3 separate regions of the Homo sapiens genome follow, and all the other regions are linked to region 1. Evidence: chromatin loops called from intact Hi-C (ENCODE). Cell type or tissue: dorsolateral prefrontal cortex. All regions are shown on one strand.

The links. Hi-C counts contacts between places; a loop is a spot of excess contacts. Peaks named below come from ENCODE experiments on the same cell type or tissue, not always from the same donor. Only the 100,000 strongest peaks of a DNase experiment are listed, where the experiment ranks them.
Region 2: a loop joins it to region 1, with 5 times the contacts of the local background. A loop is called at or near these places in 4 of 110 quality-filtered maps.
Region 3: it touches region 1 in a loop (5-fold over the local background); 4 of 110 quality-filtered maps call a loop at or near these places.

The regions. Positions count from the first base shown.
Region 1 is chr16:50,862,115-50,864,614 of GRCh38, forward strand. The region is part of intron 1 of LINC02128 (long intergenic non-protein coding RNA 2128); the gene reads left to right. Among named protein-coding and RNA genes, the nearest start is that of LINC02128, 23 kb to the left of the region's middle. In dorsolateral prefrontal cortex, a CTCF peak has its summit at 1,435; a DNase peak (open chromatin) is centred at 1,467; H3K4me3 peaks cover 884 bases; H3K27ac peaks cover 2,179 bases.
Region 2 is chr16:51,981,652-51,984,151 of GRCh38, forward strand. No RefSeq gene overlaps it. Among named protein-coding and RNA genes, the nearest start is that of LINC02911, 95 kb to the right of the region's middle. In dorsolateral prefrontal cortex, CTCF peaks have their summits at 1,270 (motif pointing left) and 1,469; a DNase peak (open chromatin) is centred at 1,273; H3K27ac peaks cover 269 bases.
Region 3 is chr16:51,055,998-51,058,497 of GRCh38, forward strand. It overlaps LOC107984887 (a long non-coding RNA gene), which reads right to left. Exons shown (of 3, transcript XR_001752177.2): 3 at 1-1,667. Among named protein-coding and RNA genes, the nearest start is that of LINC02127, 39 kb to the left of the region's middle. In dorsolateral prefrontal cortex, no CTCF peak of the experiment used is centred here; no DNase peak of the experiment used is centred here; H3K4me3 peaks cover 1,307 bases; H3K27ac peaks cover 2,157 bases; H3K27me3 peaks cover 422 bases.

The DNA.
Region 1 (2,500 bases):
GGTTTGTTGCTTCTGCTGGGCCCTTCTGAGTCACTGCATATTTTTATGCGTTCAGTAATATAGTGTGAGTCATTCTCCAGCTTGGGGGTATTTTGGGACTTGTGGTGTTTTACTTACAATTGCAGAAAAAAATCAAATATTACAGAGGTGATAAAAAATACAGCAAATTCATATGACCCAGCTCAGTGTGCATAAAATTCCAGGACGGGAAAGAGAGCCACGGCATGAGGTCATTGCCAAGGGTTCTTTGGGGAATGTGGTTAAGGTACAACCCATTTTTTTTGCTGAAGTCAAATAAGGGGGTGATTTTAACATTCCTAAGAAATCTTCTTAGGCCAAAGGTTGAAGGTGCCAGTCTTCATCCCATTCGCAAGAGTCCAAAGAGGGGAGGAAGTTCCTCCCTCAACGAGAGCTGTTTATTCCAGATTTTCTAGTTTCTAGACTGGGGTGTTGGCTGTGGGAAGGGGGTTGGATGGAAGCAGGGATGGAGAGGATGGTGCTGAAGCTGTTTCCCCAAATGCGCCATGGCTTCAGCTCATCCGGCTCTGACAGAGCCCCCATCTCAAGAAGCTGGGGGTGACAGTGGCTGAGTCAGGCTGGTGAAAGGGCTGAGGCGGGTGCATTTGCCTTGAGAAACTTTAGGGAGAGATGAAGGAATGCTGAGTGTCCCCAAGGGGATTCTGTCATAATGGAGAAACCGAGTCACAGTTGAGCAGCTCCTTACAGGTGATGTGTCATGGAACCAGGCACTAAAGCAGGGATGAATATCACTTTTCCCCCACCAGAATGTCCCCCTTACTGCTCTGTTCCCTCTATTATACCACACACCTTGGACGAGCCACTTCCCTACTGTGGGCATTGGTTTCCCCATCTGTAACAGTGAACTAGATGATTGACAAGGCTGACCCAGCTGGATGCTCTGCTTTTCTGACATGATCTAGGCTGCTGAGACTAGAACCCTTGTTCCTCCGGGAGCCCAAGTGTGCAGGGCACCGAGGCAGGTCCTAGGGAGTGAGGTGTGGCCCAGGTATTGGGGTTGCAGCATTAATTGCATTCTGAGCACATGTCTACCTCTCAGAGCTGCGGGGCCTGTCTCTTTCTATTAGTTTAACAAGCCCTGGTATTAATGAGATTGCTCTATAATTGAACCTTTTCACGGGTCCCTCGGTAATGAAATTATGCTAATTTGCATTCAGCACCACCAGGCATCCATCACGCGGGACCAGCCGGGAGCGGCCGGTGAGGCGGCGTGAATGCGCCGCTAATTATCACCGAAATGAACAAACCCAGCAGTATTATTATTTCATCTTCTGCCCCATCCCTTCCTCACTACCCGCCTCCCCCACCCCATCTATATTTTTGTCTTTTCATTCACATGACTGCCGGGGCAGGGGTGGGAGAGGGTGGGAGAGGGTGCCGGGGAGGATGCCGCCTCTCCACTGTGTGGCAGCATGGACCAGGGAACAGCACAGGCCCAGGACTGCCCGCGGGCTCCGTGGGTGCAGGCGTGGGGCATGTGTGCACGTGTGTGCAAGAACCCATGCTGCTTCTCAGCCCGTGTGCAGCGTGTGCTGGTGTCTGGGTGTGCAAACCAACTGCATTTATTCGTGAGGCTGGGTATGTCAGAGTGTGAACCTAACCTTGGGTGTATGTCTGTGCTGTTGCGATGCAGGCATGCTTCTGTCTGGGCAGGTCTGTCTGCTTGTGTGGGAGTGTGTGTGTGTCCTTGTGAAAGCGGTGTGTGTGTCACTGTCCTGGCTGGGGGTCACAGTGTGTGTCTCTGCTGAGGGCCTGAGTGCGTGTGTGTGTGTGTTTTTGCCAGTGTGCATATCTGTTTTAGTGGGAATCTCAGCAAATATCTGTGCTTGTGTCATTGTGTGTGAGTGTGCGGTATAGACGTTAGTACATTTGTGCATGGGGCCTGGCACATCAGTGTGTGTTATAAGGTGTGTGTTTGGGATGACTGGTGTGGTGTCTGTGTTGGTGTGAGTAGGTTCTCAGTGTGTGTCTCTATGTGCCTATGTCAGTGTTTAGATGGTGTGAATATGTGTGTGAGCATCTGGCCTTGTGTTTGGGAACATCCACTTACCTGGCCTCGGAATGGTGTCTGGGAAACCCAATGGCCTGGGAATGGTGGCTCACTGAAATGGCTACACCCATAATGGCTCTTGGTGAAGGGACAGGGCCACCATGACAAGGGGGCAACTACAGTGCCCTCCTTCCCATTCGCTGAGCCCCAAGGAATCCTCCTGGTCTCTCAGGTGAACAAAGAATAGTTCAGATTGATTTTCTGGCCAGGCCTGCTGGATGGAGGCTTGGAGGAGAAATTTTATTTGATTCAGAGAAAATATTTTGATATTCCTTTTTAACCTGAGTATGTGCAGTAAGATTCACTCTGGCTTCGTTGGGTAAACATTTCTTGGGTGCCCCTCTGTGCCAGGCCTGCTGGGTGCTTGGGGCCAATGGACTGGGAGGGAAAGAGGCCACTGAAATCCTCTCC
Region 2 (2,500 bases), 1.1 Mb after region 1:
TACACGATCAGTTTCTATTCTAAAGGGAGAAGCCTCCATAAGCTCCCAGCATCATCAATAAGCCAAGAAAACCCTGCGATTATCATTGTTGCTATATCCCTTGGTGCTCAGAGGATACCCTCAGAAGAGTTCAAACTCTTAGAGGTCCACGTTCCTCTCTGTGCCTTGTCCCTCTCTCTGTCAGCTCAGAGGGACAACCTCTCTGATCTGGCACAGAAACTCTCTCTTATCTGGCACAGAGGGGGACAGAGTCTGAGCCAGCACAGAGAGGGACAAGGACACAGGCCACATGCCTCTGTTCTGGGTTCCTATTGGAGACACCAAGGCCAGGTACTAAACTTATGCAAGAGGGAGCCGTCTTCTGCAAGTGAGGAAAAGGCTTCAGCATTTAAGCAGGATTTCTTTACAAATTCCTTAATTTCACCTTCCTGAATTTTACACTGAATTTTGTCAGTTTATAAATTTGCACTATAGCTCGGCACTGGGAAGAGGAGGGGGGCAGATAATCAAACCTACGGGCGTTTTACACACAGACACTGAAAAATAAAGACCATTAGCAAAAAGTATAATTAAATTAAAATGCCAACTTGCCAAGGAAGCTCAGTAAATGGGAAATATATCAAACTGTGATAATACAAATGGGCTATTTCTCAAGATGTGAGAATGTCAATGGAATAAACTCTGATAATTTGCTGACTTTTTATGCTGAAGGTAGAGTAATACCTTAAAAATAAATGACCACAATAACACACACACACACACACACACACACACACACAAAACCGTGCAGTATGTGCACAACTGTTTAACCATGCTAATATCACAAGCCTAGGAGCCCCCAGGGCTGGAAGATCTAGAAAAATCACTTAAAGCCCAATTTCTCCTTTTGGGTGAGTTGGCCAGACTCCAAATCCCAGCAGAAATTTTTTATTAGTCACTGGATCTACTTTCTTAGGTCCACTCAGCCTAATTTATTTTGAATGCGTGTTTGCCAGTTAAGTTTAACATATCCAGTTAACGATAGCTGAATATTCTCTAAAAACAATCTTATAATGAAGCTACGGTTCTTTGTAGAATATTGAAAATTACTTTTGGCATGCAAGTTCGTTTCCTTAATTCCTCTTTTAGTGTGCAAATAACCTTTGAAAACCTGCTTCTAGGTGTTTATGTGTCAGGACAGTATCAAAAATTATTCAATTGCCAAGTCACATGTCAACACTTCTACTACAAAGCCTCTGAGAACCCTGATTCTCACTACTCTGCTGCCCTCTAGTGGAAACCTGACAAATCCTCGCCTTCATTTCAATTTATTTATTTCAATGGAAGCATCGAATGGAAAACTCTTTGCATCACACCTTGATGGTAAGAGGCACTTTAGAAGTAGCAAACTTTAAATGACCTGAAAACTGGAGACTCAATTGAAATCCCTTGGAAGAACATTTAACGGAGGTGAGGCTGTCAAATATTTTCTAGTTATTTATCTAAGAATCACCTGCAGCTACAGCCATGCCTTGGAAAAAAAAGACGGGGGGCAACCCCTATGTTCATGTGATGGGCTCAATAGACTGTCTGCTCACGGGATGTTTGGGAATGGCTCAGTCTCTCAATTCTAGAATCACAGTGCACAGGCCAGAGTGTCAGGGGGAGAAGGGACATTTAAAGTTCAGTCATCCTACTGCTGGATGATTTCAAGCAACATAACTGAAATATTCAAATTCTTAGTTGAATTAAAGAAAAATCACTACATATATAACAGTACAGCAGGTATGCAGTTATCACAATGACGTGCAATTGATGAGTCATTTCATTTCCTTCCGTCATCTGATGAGAAGACAGACGCCCAAAGAGGGGAAGGGACTTGCCTAGCACCCACAACTAATAGGTGGCATAGCTGTCACCAGAACCCGTGTCCTGTGATTCATAGTTCAGGTATTTCCCTGTTACAACATTACAACAGGTGCCTTCAAAATTTATTTTTTACTTCTATGTTCGCAGCATGTGTGAAACACATTTTCATAATGTTGCAATGGACATTAACAAGTAACCTGACAAATAAGAACTGAATTATGGAACCTTATGGAACAATTACTTTTAGGAATAAATTAGAGTGGATTCCAGTTTATTCCCATAACTGCATCACTCTTGGAATCCATGAGTGGTTTGCAAGTGGTGCAAATACAGCCACGAGGAACTGTTCATGTGAGAAATAGAAATTTCGATTCATAAATACTGATGTGTGAGAAATGTAACTTTCTTTAAAAACTCAGTTTCTATTTAGACTCCCATCTCACTGAGTGATGGAAGCTTACTTTCAGTTGATTCAGTGTTGGTCTGTCTTCCCACTTTATCTGGATTTGAGTAGAGGGACCAATGTAGTAGGAAAGCACCAGAGAGACAGGTGCAGCCCTAGTCCCCAGTGTCATCATTTCTTCAAGGTGGCACCCGTGAGATTTCCTCATCCCTGTCAGGCGCTCCGTCAACAGTCTTGAGGCCTGCCAAC
Region 3 (2,500 bases), 190 kb after region 1:
ATCCATCAGAAAAGGATCTCAGAAGGGAAGAGAGGCAGACATCAGAAAACACACAGAGAACATAGAGAGCTCCAGGACAAGGGTAGGACAGACAAGGATGGAGACAGAGAGACATACAGAGAGAGAGAGAGAGATTGAAATTCAGAGGGAAAGACATTGAGGGAGAGAATGAGAATAACACGATGCAATTTCTTTCTCTAGGCTGCTTTGAAAAGTAATAGCTTATGCCCAGGAGACTGTTCCCTTTAAGTTGTACATGTCCTTTCCTGGCCATATGTCAACTGGACCATGCATTGGAAAGTTTTATAGGTGTCTGAAAGGCTGTTCACCCCTTCTTCTTGGGCATTTGGGGGGCCCTTACCGTGGAATCTCCTTCTCTTTCAAACAGTACCTTCTTAAGCTCCTGTCCCTTCTCCAAATGACTTTCCTCCTTCCTTTCTAGCAACTCAGTGTTTTTCTTTTAGCTCCACCTCCTAGAGCAGGCTTCAAGTTCTTTTTGACATCACAGGGTTAGTCATTTCCCTTTAGGAATTGTAAACATAAATGACACCCTGGACGAAGTCTAGACTGGGTCCTCAGTCCTCTTTGGAGAATGAGAGGTGTCTGTTCTGTGGGCACCATCACCATGAAGCCTGTGAGAGGGTGCCAGGCCATCCCCAGCTGAGGAGTCAGCACTGATTCCCCCTATCCATCCTAGGCCCCTCCATTTCAGAGGAAGAATCCTGTTTAGTATCATTTGGAGCACCCCTTGTGTATCTGTCAGGTGTTAGCGTCTGGGACAAAGCCTGTACCTTCACCGAGAGGACATTCCAGGAGACAGGTTACAAGAAACAAGCACACCAATACATACCACAGTTCACAGTAGAGATCAATGCTTTGCAAAAAATACTAATAATAAAGTAGTAAAATGATAGAGCATGGTTGGCGGGAGAGGTGGTTTCTCTAGATGGGGTGGGCTGGGATTGTCACTCTGAGAAGGAACATTTGAGTAAAGACTAAAATAATGTGAGTGGGGGAGGGCAAGTAGATACGCCGAGATGAGAATAAGCTAGACATTGTCAAGGAACAGAAAGAAATGCCTTTCTATTCCTTAGTTGTATTTGGAGACCTAGAGAAGTTGTGGGAAATAGCAAGTTTGGCATCCTCACTTGCAGCATGTGCTAGCGTTACCTACACTACAGTGGACATGAAATGGTTAAAGAGCAACCTCCCTCTACCCCACACCCATGCAAATGTCAGCAGCCAAGGGGGACACTTGGTCATGGAGCAGAGAGAGAGTCCAATAATCCATGCCCTGAACCACCCTCGAGCCTTCCAGCCGAAGCTGCTAGTTCCATCCACAGCCTGAGTGCAGTGAAGCCCTCTCCCCACCCATCCCTGCAGCTTAGACTAACTCCCAGACACAGCTAAGCCAGGAAAAGGCAGGTCTAGATGTACAGCACCAACCAAACAGCCCAAACCAGGGCTGCAGGCATTCTGTAGGATACAACGAACGGAGAGAGAAAACAAACCTTAGCTCTTAAGATCTAAAGAAGAGAGATGGATAGAACTTTAAATATGCAGTTGATTATTCTGAATACTTAACTCTGAGCAGTTGCACACAGGAGAACTGAGAATTCTGTACAACTGGTGTTAAATGCAGGTGGACTTCTTCCATCCAGACCGGGCTGTAACACAAAAGCATATTGATGCTGCAAACCTCGGTTTATGAAACAAGAAAGAAATGCACAGAGAACAGAGAATTTCTGCAGTCACACATGGATAATTTCCAGGAAAGAGAGATTAGCAGTGAACGTCACTGTGTGTGTATGTGTGTAATTTTATATTTTATATATATATATATATATATATATATGTATGTATGTATATAGTTGTCTGTATACAGAAGAGCACTCTGACAGGGCTCCTTCTCATCTTAGAGTTCTATTCATCATTTATGGGAAGAACTAAATCCAAGCAGAAAATAAATAGAAAGAAGCAGTGATTTTAAACCCGATCTTCTCTTTGATTACATTAAAATTTTAAACTTCTGTATGGCCAAAAATAAAGAGAGAGAGAAAGAAAGTCCTAAACAAAGTCAGAAGGCAAGCAGCAATGTGGGAAACAGCATCACATAATAGACAAAGGGCTAATTTTTATTATTTACAAAGAGCTCTTACAAATCAATAAGGAAAAGACAAACAGCCCAATAGATAAATGAGCAAAGTACAGGAACAGGCAGATAGCAGAGAAAAGCAACGCATTTGGCCAGTGACATAGGAAAATAAATCCAATCTTATTCACAATGAAAGTAATGAAAATTAAAACATTGTATTTTTAAAGCAAATGGGCAAAGTTTTAAAATTTGGTCTAATTTGGAACCCCCAGAAGCAGACTCTGAGATGTTTTAGTAGAAGTGGTTGATTTGGGAGGAATCCCAGGAAATCCAGGAGCAGAATGGGGAGGGAGAGAGGGAAGGGAAGGGAAGGGAAGAAATTAATCAAGTTACCTTTGTCACTAG